2 separate regions of the Homo sapiens genome follow, and region 2 is linked to region 1. The links are chromatin contacts, found by Hi-C in ENCODE. All regions are on one chromosome and are shown on one strand. Each heading gives the region's core, a stretch centred on a gene start or an enhancer-like site at or near the end of the contact. The rest is flanking DNA. Distances are from core to core; before and after follow the strand shown.

Region 1 (6,528 bases), core at 2,864-5,363:
GTGTAGAACTTGTGGACTAAAAAAAATAAAGAGAAGGCTGGGCACAGTGGCTCATGCCTGTAATCCTAGCACTTTGGGAGGCCGAGGCAGGCAGATCATGAGGTCAGGAGTTCAAGACCAGCCTGACCAACATGGTGAAACCCCATCTCTACTAAAAATACAAAAAAATCAGCCGGGCATGGTGGCACGTGTCTATAATCCCAGCTGCTTAGGAGGCTGAGGCAGAAGAATCACTTGAACCCGGGAGGTGGGCGGAAGTTGCAGTGAGCAGAGATCGCACCACTGCACTCCAGCCAGGGAAACAGAGACTCCATCTCAAAAAAAAAAAAAAAATATATATATATATATTATATATATAAATATATATAAAAAACATAAAAATATATATAATATATAATATATAAATATATATATATAAAGAGAAAATGTGGTAATAGCAAAGATGGCATGTCACCCAGTTGTCATCAAGTTTGAATCCAAACCCCATTCAGATCAAACATCCTAGAGCTTCCTATCAAATGGGCAACTCATCTTGCCACCCTGAACTTGTGGCCATTCAGCAGCTCTGCATAGTTCTTTAATCCCAACAGTTTGTGAGGCTGAGGCAGGATCACTTGAGCCCAGGATTTTGAGACCAGCCTGGGCAACATAGTGAGAACCCCATCTCTATAAAAGATCAATAAATTCTAAGACTACCTACAATTATGTCTAGAATTTATGTCCATTCAACTGAATTATTTAACTCAAACTACACTCCCCACTAATCCTCAACTTTTTTTATTGTTCTTTTTTTTTTTTTTTGAGATGGAGTTTTGCTCTTGTTGCCCAGGCTGGAGTGCAATGACGTGATCTCAGCTCCTTCTCCTGGGTTCAAACAATTCTCCTGCTTCAGCCTCCTGAGTAGCTGGGATAACAGGCGCCCACCACCACGCCCAGCTAATTTTTTCTTATTTTTACTAGAGATGGGGGTTTCATCATGTTGGACAGGCTGGTCTTGATCCCCTGACCTCAGGTGATACACCCGCCTTGGCCTCCCAAAGTGCTGGGATTACAGGCGCGAGCCACCACGCACGGCCTTGATTGCTCCTTTTACCTAAACAACAGAACTATTGTTTACAAGTTTTCTATTTACCAAAAAATTGCAAACATGCTACAGAGTTCTTATAAACCTTACCAGTTTCTCATCTTACATTAGTATGACTCATTAACAAACCAACACTGATGCCTTATTAACTCAAGTCCATACTTTTTTTTTATTTCCTTATGTTTTTCTAATGTCCTTTTTCTGTTCTAGGACCCCACGCAGGACACCACCTAACATTTAGTCATCATGTCTCTAGACTCCTTTGGCTGTGGCAATTTCTCAGACTTTTTTGATGACCTTGACAATTTCCGCACTACTGGTCAAGTATTTTGTAAAATGCCCCTCTTGGGATTTGTTATTTTTCTCATTAGATAGGGTTATGGATTTTTAGGTTTAAGTGTCATTTTCATCACACCTTATCAAGGGTATATATCAACATGACTCGTGACTGTTGATGTTAACCTTGATTACCTGGCTGAGGTAGTGCTTGTTAGGTTTCTCCACTGTAAAGTTTTATTGCATTTTTTCTTTGAGGTACAAACAATCCAATTACACTCTAAGTTATTTTAAAATATGTAACTAAGTTATTGACTTTAGTCACGCTGTCGTGCTATCAAATAGTTGGTCTAATTCATTCTTTTTTCTTTTTGTACCCATTAACCATCCCCACCTCCCGCCACCAGAAGTTCTCAGCTTCTGGTAACCATCCTTCTACTCTCTATATGACAAGTCCACTTGTTTTGATTTTTAGATCCCACAAACAAGAACATGTGATGCTTGTCTTTGTGTGCCTATTTCACTTAACATAACGATCTCCAGTTCCACCCATGTTGTTGTAAATGACTGGATCTCATTCTTTTTATGGCTGAATAGTACCACTGTGTATAGGTGCATTTTCTTTTTCCCTTTTTTTTTTTTTTTTTTTTGAGATGGAGTCTTGCTCTGTCGCCCAGGCTGGAGTACAGTGGCGTGATCTCGGCTCACTGCAGCCTCTGCCTCCCAGGTTCCAGCGATTCTCCTGCCTCAGCCTCCCGGGTGGCTGAGATTACAGGCCCACACCACAAGCCCGGCTAATTTTTGTATTTTTACTAGAGACGGGGTTTCACTATCTTGGCCAGGCTGGTCTCGAACTCCTGACCTCAGGTGATCCACCCGCCTCGGCTTTCCAAAGTGCTAGGCACAAGCCACCGTGCCTGGCCGCGTATAGGTACATTTTCTTTATCCATTCATCCCGATGGACACTAAGGTTGCTTCTAAATCTTAGCTATTATAAACAGTGCTACAACAAACATAGGAGTGCAGATATCTCTTTGATATACCGATTTTCTTCTGGGTATATACCCAGCAGTGGGATTGTTGGATCATATGGTAGCTCAACTTTTAAATACTCAATTTCCTAATAAGCTTGCCCCTTTAGCCAGAGTTCTGCTGCTGCTAGTTTGCAGTTCTTAATAGGCCAAAACCTAGTTAGAACCTCTGTCTTCTAAACAAGTTATCCGAATGTGAAAAGGTATAAAAAAAGCATTCTTTTTGCCACCCTGAGATCAAACCACTTACTGCATCCAAATGAGCACTAAAGTCATTCCTTAATACTTTCTGGAGCTAAACTGCACAAGAAGCAAAGTGCCAAAAGAAATGCTGTGTTGGAGAGAATGCTCCGTTCCAATCATCGTGCTAATTACTTTAAGAGTTAGCCAAATCACCTAAGGTTTGAGAGTAAACAGAAACTCGCTCAGCCTGAGAATACAGAATTCAGGAGGCTAGCAGAAAGGCCTAAATGGCTATTCTATAAGAGTTTTAAGACTTCACGAGAACAGGTAGTTGACTGCAGATTTCTGTGATGAGAAACAACAGAACAATTCTTAGTGCAACCAACAAGCGAGGATTCAGACATATTGACAGATAAGGAACAAGGCAAATGAAAGGATTTACCAGTGTACTCACACTTCAGTTCTTAGGAAAGCAGGGCACATTCCTCAATTTTTTGCCTCTTCAGAAGGGAAAGGATAAAAAATCGTAAACACTGAAATAGTGCAGTATTGTGGACTAGTCAGACATGAGTTGCATTCCCAGCTCCATCACCTACTAGATATATCAGTGCAGTGAAAACTTCGCTAAACTAACGCTATACCTATATCATGAAGTGTGTGGACTAGAGACAAGTGCATATCCTTACGGCAATTAACTGGGAAACGTCAAATAGTAACTACCACTCACCTTTTTCCGGAAAATCGGCTTAGTTTGCCCACCATAGCCACTCTGCTTCCTGTCATAACGCCGCTTTCCTGGGAAAACGAATTGGTATTTGTTATAAAATACTGAAGATCAGCAAGTAAGTCTTACAGGTTTTATCTTAATTTCGCAGCAGAAATATTAACGCTCAAGCCAGGCGTGGAGGGAGAGAGACCCGGACTCGTATGTTATTCTACAACACAAATGTCACATTAACACCAAATTATGCGGAATCCATCTTACCCTGGGCGTACAGAGAATCCTTGCCCTTCTTGTACTGTGTCACTTTATGGGGTTGGTGCTTGCCACACTTCTTACAGAAAGTCCGGCGGGTTTTAGGGACGTTAACCTAGTAAAGAAACAGTTCAGAACGTGCAATGTTATTTGACCACAATGGCACAACGCCCTACCTTACCCAGCTAAAGCTGAGGCACTCCAGGAGGACTCCTCATTACTTGCTACCTCTGACTACAGGGTGGGCCAGCCCCATGTGCTTCAAGCAGAGCTTCCTCCCTCCGTCGAGCCCCAAAGAGGGAAGAGACCTCATTAACTCCACCCCCGGCTAACTCTACCTCTTTGAACCCATCACTTCAATTCCTGGCCCCGTAGCCCGGTCCCTTTAGGGTTGATCCCGGCAAGATTGGGTTGCTCTGATATATCGAGTCCACACAGGAGCCTGGACCCATCCCGGCATAGCACGGGCGACGAAGGGGGGGAAAGATTAAGCTGGATGTTACTCGGCCCCCACCAGCAAGTCCTACCATGCTTGCGTGAGCGCTATCGGCGCGGAAAGAAAGAAACCGCGAGGCAAACGGAAGTATATAGGAGGTTCCCGATCGCACTTCCTCATGGGAGTCGGTAGGAGCAATCATAGAGTGTAAGGCTCAGCGCAGCGCCCTCGGGCGGCTGAGAGGACTCAGTTCGGAGCCGCGGGCGGGAGCTTAAGGAAGGACTCCGCCTAAAGGGTGGTCCACTCACCCCGACTTCCTCCCGCCCCGCAGCTTTCAACGTTTCGTCACTTTATCTCTTTTGGTGGACTCTGCTACGTAGTGGCGTTCAGTGAAGGGAGCAGTGTTTTTCCCAGATCCTCTGGCCTCCCCGTCCCCGAGGGAAGCCAGGACTAGGGTCGAATGAAGGGGTCCTCCACCTCCACGTTCCATTCCTGTTCCACCTCAAGGTCACTGGGAACACCTTTCGCAGCAAACTGCTAATTCAATGAAGACCTGGAGGGAGCCAATTGTTCCAGTTCATCTATCACATGGCCAGTTGGTCCATTCAACAAATGGTTATTGGATGCCCATTATGTGGCAGGCACTGTTCCGGGGGAGAGGTACAGTAATCTAATAGGCTTATAAATGTGCAATTATGAACTAAGTACTTTGAAGAAAAGGAACAATGATTGGCATTAAAGCAGCACCCTTCTGTTGAGGGAGTAAGTCAGCAGCTCTAGGTTCTGAAAAGTGACAATGAAATTGTTTGGCTCCTGTAATAGCAATCATCAAGCCTAGAAGTAGAAAGTACCTAGCGGCTCTTCCCTTCCTTGCAAACCTGGCAGAAGGCATATACTAGGTCTCAAGAGAGTCCAGCATAGAAAGACTTCAGGGTGCTAAACATTTTAAATAGATTGTGTCATACAATTCTCACAATAATTCTAGGAGACAGGTGGTACTATTATTCTCATTTTACAGATTAAGAAATTGAGGCTGTAGGATGTTAAACGATTTGCCCAATGTCAACGGTATTTAGTGAATCTAGGATACAAACCCAAGTAGACTGACTCTAGAGCCCGCGTTCCTTTAACATTATAAAATATTGCTGTTGTGGCCTGGTAATTATAATAGCTAAAAAAATTATGGCGCACTTACTATATGCCAGGCATTCTCCTAACCACCTTACATACTACCCCTTTTAATCCTGACAGCAACCCCAGGAGGTATATACCAGTATTAGTATTTAACAGGTGAGGAAACTGAGGCACAAGAGATGTTAAGTTTACTTACCTGAAGTCACACAGGTTGTTATTTTTTTGTGGAGCTGGAATTTGATCCTAGGTAGTCTAACACTATAGCCTTGCACTTAACCACTACATCATACAAAGGAAGCAGGGGCATCTGCAGTGTAGAGGATGGTGAGGAGACAGAATTGGGCTGAGACACAGGAGGAGGTGGCAGTGGAATAGGGGCTGAAGAACCGTGAGAGTCTGGGGTATCTTGCTTGCACAACCCTCCAGGAACACGCGTGGGACCTGAGCTGACACTCTGATCACCCCCTTTTTTGTTGGGTGGTCTCTGGGAATGAGATAATAAATATATTACCACTACCTGCTACATTTCCTGAAAATTTCTTTGCCAAACTTCCAGCATTTTCTTTTTCTTTCCAGATTCTTAAGCAATCTCACTGGCCTTTAGGGGTTTATGTTAGTAACATGGAAATATGAAGACCGTGAACATGGCCCCTCTTCATTTAATCAACCTTAGTTCTTTCTATCATATCTGGTGTTATGTGGCTTTGTGGGGGTTTTGCTTGTTTTTGTTTACTTAAAAATATTTAATTGACAAAAATTGTTTATATTCAAGGTGTACAACATGATGATTTGATATGTGTATACACTGTGTAATGATTACCACAGTCAAATTGATTAACACATCTATCATCCATCACCATCCATAGTTACCATGGGGGTGGTGAGGACACTTAAAATCTGCTCTCTTATCAAATTTCAATAATACAGTATTATTAACTATGGTCACTATATTGCACATTAGATCCCCAGAGCTTATACATCCTATAAGTGAAAGTTTGTACACCAATGCTGACACCGAGGTGGGAGGATCGCTTGAGCTGTTCTCTGTTTTGGACATGCTCCTGCTCATTAATTTCCCCTAAGACGAGGCACTCAGAACTGAATGCAGGACTCTAGGTGTGGTCTGGCTTTGCAGAGTAAGTGGCATGTTACCTTCCTCTGTCTAGATATTTTACTTCCATAAGGAAGCCTCAATGTCACCTTGGCTTTTCTGGAAGCCATGTTAACTGATGACATGCCTTTTGATTACTATCAGCAAAAACCCCTGAACCATTTTCACAAATGCTACTGCTACTCCACTTTCTCCTGGAGTCATTTGAAGTTCAAATTTGGGGCCCAATTATGAGACATCACCTTTAGCCCTGGTAAAATACACTTTGTGGAATTTGGCTTCTCACACCAGGTGATC
Region 2 (6,528 bases), core at 48-2,547, 710 kb after region 1:
AAAAGCAGGCTTGAGAAAGGCCAGCAAATTACTCAGTGCTGTCTTTGGTTTCTAGATATGTGAAGACTTACCTTCTGCCTGACAAGTCCCGCCAAGGAAAAAGAAAAACCAGCATCAAGCGGGACACTATTAATCCACTATATGATGAGACGCTGAGGGTAAGTATCTAGACCTCAAGGGTAGGAGAACTTGTTCTGTCTTGTGCCCTAAGCTGTAGCTATTCCTCTGCAACATGACCAGGTGACACGGGCTTCAGTGGGCCATGTCTGTGTCTGAGGATACATTGGGTATCTGTTCACATCCTGATCTCCCAGTGAAGAGAACAAAGGTGATCTGCCTTTCCTGGATTGATGTGAAGTTTGAGATTCACATGGCCACAAATCTCATGTAAAAAAGACATTTGAGATAAGGAGTCTCCTTGGCAGTTCTTTTTGGACAATCCAGTGTTATCTCATCCACTTAAGAAAAAATGAATTTTCCAGGTCCTCCTATGGAATATGGTAGGTTTTTATAAAATGAGTTAAGTTGAGGCTTTGAGTGAGGAAACTCAAAGTGCTCAGGGAACATAAAGTAATTTGGTATTCAGGACTAGTGACTTCAGGAATGGTTGCTCAGGTTTTGGAATAATCTTGTCTGAAGAATTACCCTTAACTAATCATCTTGGGCTTTTACTTTCCCTTCACAGTATGAGATCCCAGAATCTCTCCTGGCCCAGAGGACCCTGCAGTTCTCAGTTTGGCATCATGGTCGTTTTGGCAGAAACACTTTCCTTGGAGAGGCAGAGATCCAGATGGATTCCTGGAAGCTTGATAAGAAACTGGATCATTGCCTCCCTTTACATGGAAAGGTAGTCTGCTTTAACAACTCCTGCAGTTTGGATCTGAGGTAGAATTGTCTGCAGTAGCCTCTGCTGGTCTATGTTGGTAGCGTCTTTGAATGTAGTCTTCTCTGGAGTTCTAGTGCCCCCTGCTGGTGTTTCTGAGTTTGACAGCAATTTCAGAGGCATTTGTCTATCAAGTGTGAGTTCTGTGTAAACCAGGCAAAGTGTGAAGCCATGGTTTTGCTTTGAAAAAATTTTCATATGTGTACCAAACTTTGTCTCCTAACCTTCCAGAATCTGGGTGTATCCTAACATCCTAACTCGCACCTCTTCTCCGAGCTAACCTTCTGTGTATATCCTAATCTGTACCCTTTTGCCAAGCCACTGCTTTACTTCCAAGTGGGAAGTAAAGCAATTCATGGAGCTCCAATTGCTATGCTCTTGGTTACAGAGGCCAGGGAAATATTACTTTGGAGATGGCACCTCGGGCCACAGTGTAGCAGTATGGCATAATCATGCCTGGGATCTGAGTGCAGACCTGTGTTGGAATCCTGGTTCTGTCACTTGCCAACTAGATGAGTCACTTAACTACAAAATAATGTAGGGAAATCATCTGGCTAAGAAGAAATAGCTAAAACAGAGGACTTATTCAGCAACTTCTTGATTATCAGAACTACACAATGACATGACAAAGTTCATCTTATTTTTTTTTACACTAGCGTTTTAAATGTGGGATGGTTTTACATGGTCCATAGACTTTGGGAAGTTAGATGAGAAACTAGTCATGGTGGCTGCCTCTAGGAATGGAGACTGAGGTAGAAGGAATATTTAGTTTTCTCTATATCCCCTTTTTAAGCATTTGAACTTTTTACCATATTAAGAAAATTAAGCAAAAATGGACTTATGTACACATGATTCAAAATTAAAACAACATAAAGTATATTAAAAGGAAAGTAGGTTCCATTCCTTAGAAATAACCAGTGTTAACACTACTTGTGTATCCTTCTAGAAATTTTTTATGGCTAGGTATGGTGGCTCACGCCTGTAATCCCAGCACATTGGGAGGCGGAGGCAGGCAGATCACCTGAGGTCAGGAGTTCGAGACCACCCTGACCAACATGGTGAAACCCCGTCTCTACTAAATACAAAAAAATTAGCTGGGCATGGTGGCGCAAGCCTGTAATCCCAGCTACTTGGGAGGCTGAGGCAGGAGAATCGCTTGAACCCATGAGGCGGAGGTTGCAGTGAGCCGAGATTGCGCCTTTGCACTCCAGCCTGGGCAAAAGAGTGAAACTCTGTCTCAAAAAAAAAAAAAAAAAAAAGAAAGAAAGAAATTTTGTATTAAGCAGCACAGATATGCATCCATGTATTTATATGTATTTTTTTCTTTTTTTACACAAATGGGTTCACATGGACCTCATTGTACACATTTTTTTTTTTCATTTATCATGGGCATCCTTTTGTGCCATCACTTACAGATCTATCTCATTTTAATTGCTGCTGCATAGTATTTTTTCATGTGCCTGTATTATAATTTATTTACCATTCCCCCACTAATAGGCCTTTAAGTTGTTTGAATTCTTTTTTGCTCTTAAAACTATGCTGTAATATATCTTGGTCTTCTTTTGTGAATGTAACTGTCAGAGAAGTTCCTGTTGGTGGAATTGCTGAGTGAAAGGAAATATAAATCCAATATTTTGATAGCTGTTGCCCTTGCAAAAAAAAATAGTGACAACATTAAATTTGTCCCTTTAAATACTAATAAAAACAGGAATTTGTTCAACAGCACAGTAGGATGACTATAGTCAACAAAAATATTTGTATTTCAAAATAGCTAGAAGATTTGAAATGTTTCCAGTGCAAAAAAATGATAAATGTTCAAAATGATGGATGTAACAAAATATCACATGTACCCCATAAATATATACAAATATTATATGTCAATAAAAAGACAGGAAAGAAATTATTACCAAAGTATAACATATTATTACAAATTTAGAATTTTTTAACCATTTGGCACCCAAGTCATTCTCTACGGTCAATATAATTATATTGGAAATGTCACTGTAAACCATCATGAACTACTGCCAATAAAACTTTTATATAAAGAGAAGAAACCACATTAACATGGAGGTCTTTGCTCTTTGTAAATATTTGGAGCCAGAATAAGAATGTGCTACTAAAACAAATATGCCAGTTTCTAGCTAATGCTAAACTCCAATTTTTAAGAGTCCACTGAAGTTCACAGAACTTTTCTAAAAAATAATTTTCTAGAAATTAATAAATTGTGTAGACATTTTATAAACAACAGAAAGACCATTCCCATATTATATATCGATTTTAACTTCTACATTTGTTGTTTCTGGTTTTGTTTTTGTTTTTTGTTTTTTCCCTAGCAATCCATTTGCTCCTATTCAGTTTTCCCTTGCCTGCATCTACCTCCCGATTCTTTTGTCTCTCTCACATATATTAAACTGTGTGTTCTGGGTATGTGGTATGTTGATCCAAACTTATGGGGATTATGCCTTCCTAGCATTGGTAAGGACCTAAGTTAGAGGAACCCCAATTAACACAGGCAAGGCCAAGTGCAGTGGCTCCTGCTTGTAATCCCAGCACTTTGGGAGGCTGAGGTGGGTGGATCGCTTCAGCTCAGGAGTTCTGGACCAGCCTGGGCAACATGGCAAAACCCCACCTCTACAAAAATTAGCTGGGTGTGGTGGTGTGCGCCTGTAGTCCCAGCTACTCGGGAGGCTGACGCTGGAGAATCACTTGAGCTTGGGAGGCAGAGGTTGCTGTGAGCCGAGATTGCGCCATTGCATTCTAGCCTGCCTGGGCTCTGGGAATGAAACCCTGTCTCAAAAAAAAAAAAAAAAAAAAAAAAAATACAGGCAGGTGAAAGGGCACCTCTAGTCTGCACCAGCTCATGCTCTGGATACTAAAGCACAAGGAACAAAGTCATGCCGAGAGAGCCAATCGAGTGAAGCAGTTCTGCCAATCAAAGCCAAAGACAATAGGCCACCTGCTGCTCATCTCAGACATTCATTCGTTCACTCTTACCTTCATTCAGTAAATATTTGTGGAGCACCTACTATGTGCCAGATACTTTGCTAAGTGTTGGGCATACTAGGATGAACAAAAATAGGCTTGATTTCTGTCTCTTGGCACTTCGGCTGCAGTGTTAGAGACAGACATTGATCAAAGATAACTTAAATGCAAAATTTATAATTGTGGCAAATCCAAATTCGTGTAACAGAGTTTCACCTAGCCCTCAAATCTTTGCAAGCCCTCCTTTTTTCTTTTTTTGGGGGGAGGGACAGGGTCTGGCTCTGTCGCCCAGGCTGGAGTGCGGTGGTGCGATCTTGGCTCACTGCAACCTCCGCCTCCTGGGTTCAAGTGATTCTCATGCCTCAGCCTCCCAAGTAGCTGGGATTATAGGCCCACACCACCCCGTCGGCTGATTTCTGTGTTTTTTGTTGAGACAAGGTTTTGCTGTGTTGTCCAGACTGGTCTCGAACTCCTGGACTCAAGCATTTGCCCACCTCAGCCTCCCAAAATGCTGGGATTACAAATGTGAGCCACTGCACCTGACTGAAAGCCCTCTTTTTTTTTTTCCCCTGCAAGCCTTCTTTTTAAAAATACCTTGTAAAAATACTTTGTATTTTTAAAAACCATACAAATGATATATACTATTCTCATTAAAAGGACACTAAAAGTTAATATGGAGTAAAAAAGGGAAAGTTGTCTTTCATTTCCCTATTCTGTTGCCCTCCCTAGAGGAAACGAGGATAAGTTTGTTCGTATCCTGGGTTTTTCTATGCAGTGTAGTATAATGTTTAAAAGCACGGACTCTGGAACCAGTCTGTCTGAATTTGAATCCTAGCTCTGCCAATTACTAACTGTGTGACCTTGGGCAAGTTACTTAGCTTCTCTGTTCCTCTCTTCCATCAGTTGTAAAATGGAGTTAATAGTACCTGTCTCATAGAGACAGTCATCAAACAAAATGATACACCTAAAGTACTTATAACAGTGCCTAGTACATAGTAAGGGCTAACATAAGTGATAATGGCAATCGTTATTTACATACATTTATATTCACATGTACAACTATGAATATATTTTAATATAAGTGGAACATTTTTCTGCATCTTGCTTTGTTGACTTAACCCTATGTCTTGGATATCTTTCCATGTCAGCATGTACAGATTCACTGAATTCTTTTTTGATGACTGCATGCCATATGCCATACCAGGACACTACAATTATTCATTTAACTCTTTCTATAGTGATTGACATTTAGGTCGTTTCCACTTTTTGGCTATTACTAACAATGCTGGTAGCAAGATTCTCTGTCATGCTGTCAGTCCTTCGTGAGTTTGTATGGCAACCTTGCTTGAAGATCTTTGAGAGTATTTGGAATCTAGTAACTATGCCCCCAAAGTGGCATAATAGTGGGTATTGCAGAAGACTCTTTGTTGGTTCTGCCCTATTTCCTTCTAAAGAAACTGCCATAGAAACCTGTGGCTGCCATGGCCTAGGGACGGTGGATTATATTCATATGAAGAAGGATCCTCTTTTGCCCTGATGCTGTTCTTGGGGGGTAATTTTAGAATTTTTTTCAGAGAGAAGTCCCAACAATTCTTGAGAAGCCCAGCTTGACCTGTTGGGTTTCCCTGTGTTTCAGATCAGTGCTGAGTCCCCGACTGGCTTGCCATCACACAAAGGCGAGTTGGTGGTTTCATTGAAATACATCCCAGCCTCCAAAACCCCTGTTGGAGGTGACCGGAAAAAGAGTGAGTTTTCTTTGGGGTCCTGGATGTAGCTTAGTCTTCTGCATAGGATCTGTGCAAGGCCGGTGCTGGCTACTGGTTAGCACTGTTGGAGAGACCAAATTGGGATGCTCCCTGGATCTGCTAGGGAGATTCCTTTACTAAGGAAGCCTCTCTGCGTTTTTTCAAACAGAAGGGAATGCCTTAGGGTTGGCATTCTTTTCTTTTTTTAGGCTATTAAATGGACTTGGTCTTGGTCCAGCTGTGGCAAGCTACTAAGAGGGCAGAAGAGAACAGAAACTTTGGGGCTGAGAAGGGTGGCTGGGAGAGGTGGTAAAGTATGAAGGACAGGAAGTTGAAAGCTGGGGAAGAGTAATTCAACATGCCAGCTGCTGTGTTAGTGACTACGGTTGTGTAGATGAGTAAAACATATTTGCTTTCCCTTGAGGAGCTTAAGTTTTTGCAAGAAAGACAGTCATGTGCTAAAAGGACACAGATATAGGAGTGGTGAATTATGTCTGGTTACATTTGGGAGAGCTTTGAAGAAGTAACATTAAAACTGGATCTTAAAACTTTACCAGACAGAAAAGGAGCAGGATGAGGAGAGAAGAGCATTTTCAGAAGAGGGGATAACATGCGCAAAGGTTTTAAAAAGGCATGGTAATGTGGGGTTGTATGTGAGTGTGTCCCTTATTTTAGTGGGACTGGAGTTCTGGTACACTAGATGTAGGTGTGGGGCTGGAGTTGGACATGAGGTGGGAGCCTGACTGAAGAGGGCCTTGAACTTAATGATAAAGAGTTTCACTTGATCCCTTGGCAATGTGTGGCCTACGTTCTTTGAAAAAATATACCTTTGGCAGAGTCACATCTAGAAGGTTTGGGGGAATCAATGAAATCCCCAATGAGGGTATGTAGCATGACTAGAGAAGAGAGGCAAGTATA

What was found. Hi-C counts contacts between places; a loop is a spot of excess contacts on that map. Pooled maps may share reads with other maps.
Region 2: a loop to region 1 is called in a pooled map, with 3 times the contacts of the local background. The contact joins the enhancer-like site here to the promoter of RPL36A in region 1. A Hi-C loop is called at or near these places in 5 of 50 pooled maps.

Annotation. Positions count from the first base shown.
Region 1 is chrX:101,388,596-101,395,123 of GRCh38, reverse strand. It overlaps RPL36A (ribosomal protein L36a), which reads right to left and starts at 4,113. Exons shown (of 5, transcript NM_021029.6): 1 at 4,078-4,113; 2 at 3,560-3,665; 3 at 3,302-3,369. The coding sequence starts at 4,080. It overlaps RPL36A-HNRNPH2 (RPL36A-HNRNPH2 readthrough), which reads right to left and starts at 4,113. Exons shown (of 4, transcript NM_001199974.2): 1 at 4,078-4,113; 2 at 3,560-3,665; 3 at 3,302-3,369. The coding sequence starts at 4,080. It also overlaps a transcript of BTK not described here. RefSeq lists enhancers at 4,417-4,576, 4,587-4,646.
Region 2 is chrX:100,680,309-100,686,836 of GRCh38, reverse strand. It overlaps SYTL4 (synaptotagmin like 4), which reads left to right. Exons shown (of 20, transcript NM_001370165.1): 15 at 56-158; 16 at 686-847; 17 at 5,502-5,610. Among named protein-coding and RNA genes, the nearest start is that of SRPX2, 39 kb to the right of the region's middle. RefSeq lists silencers at 913-962, 1,023-1,072. Within about 2 kb of position 1,297, at least 2 of the 41 ENCODE cell types and tissues checked have a DNase peak (open chromatin) inside an H3K27ac peak, as active enhancers do.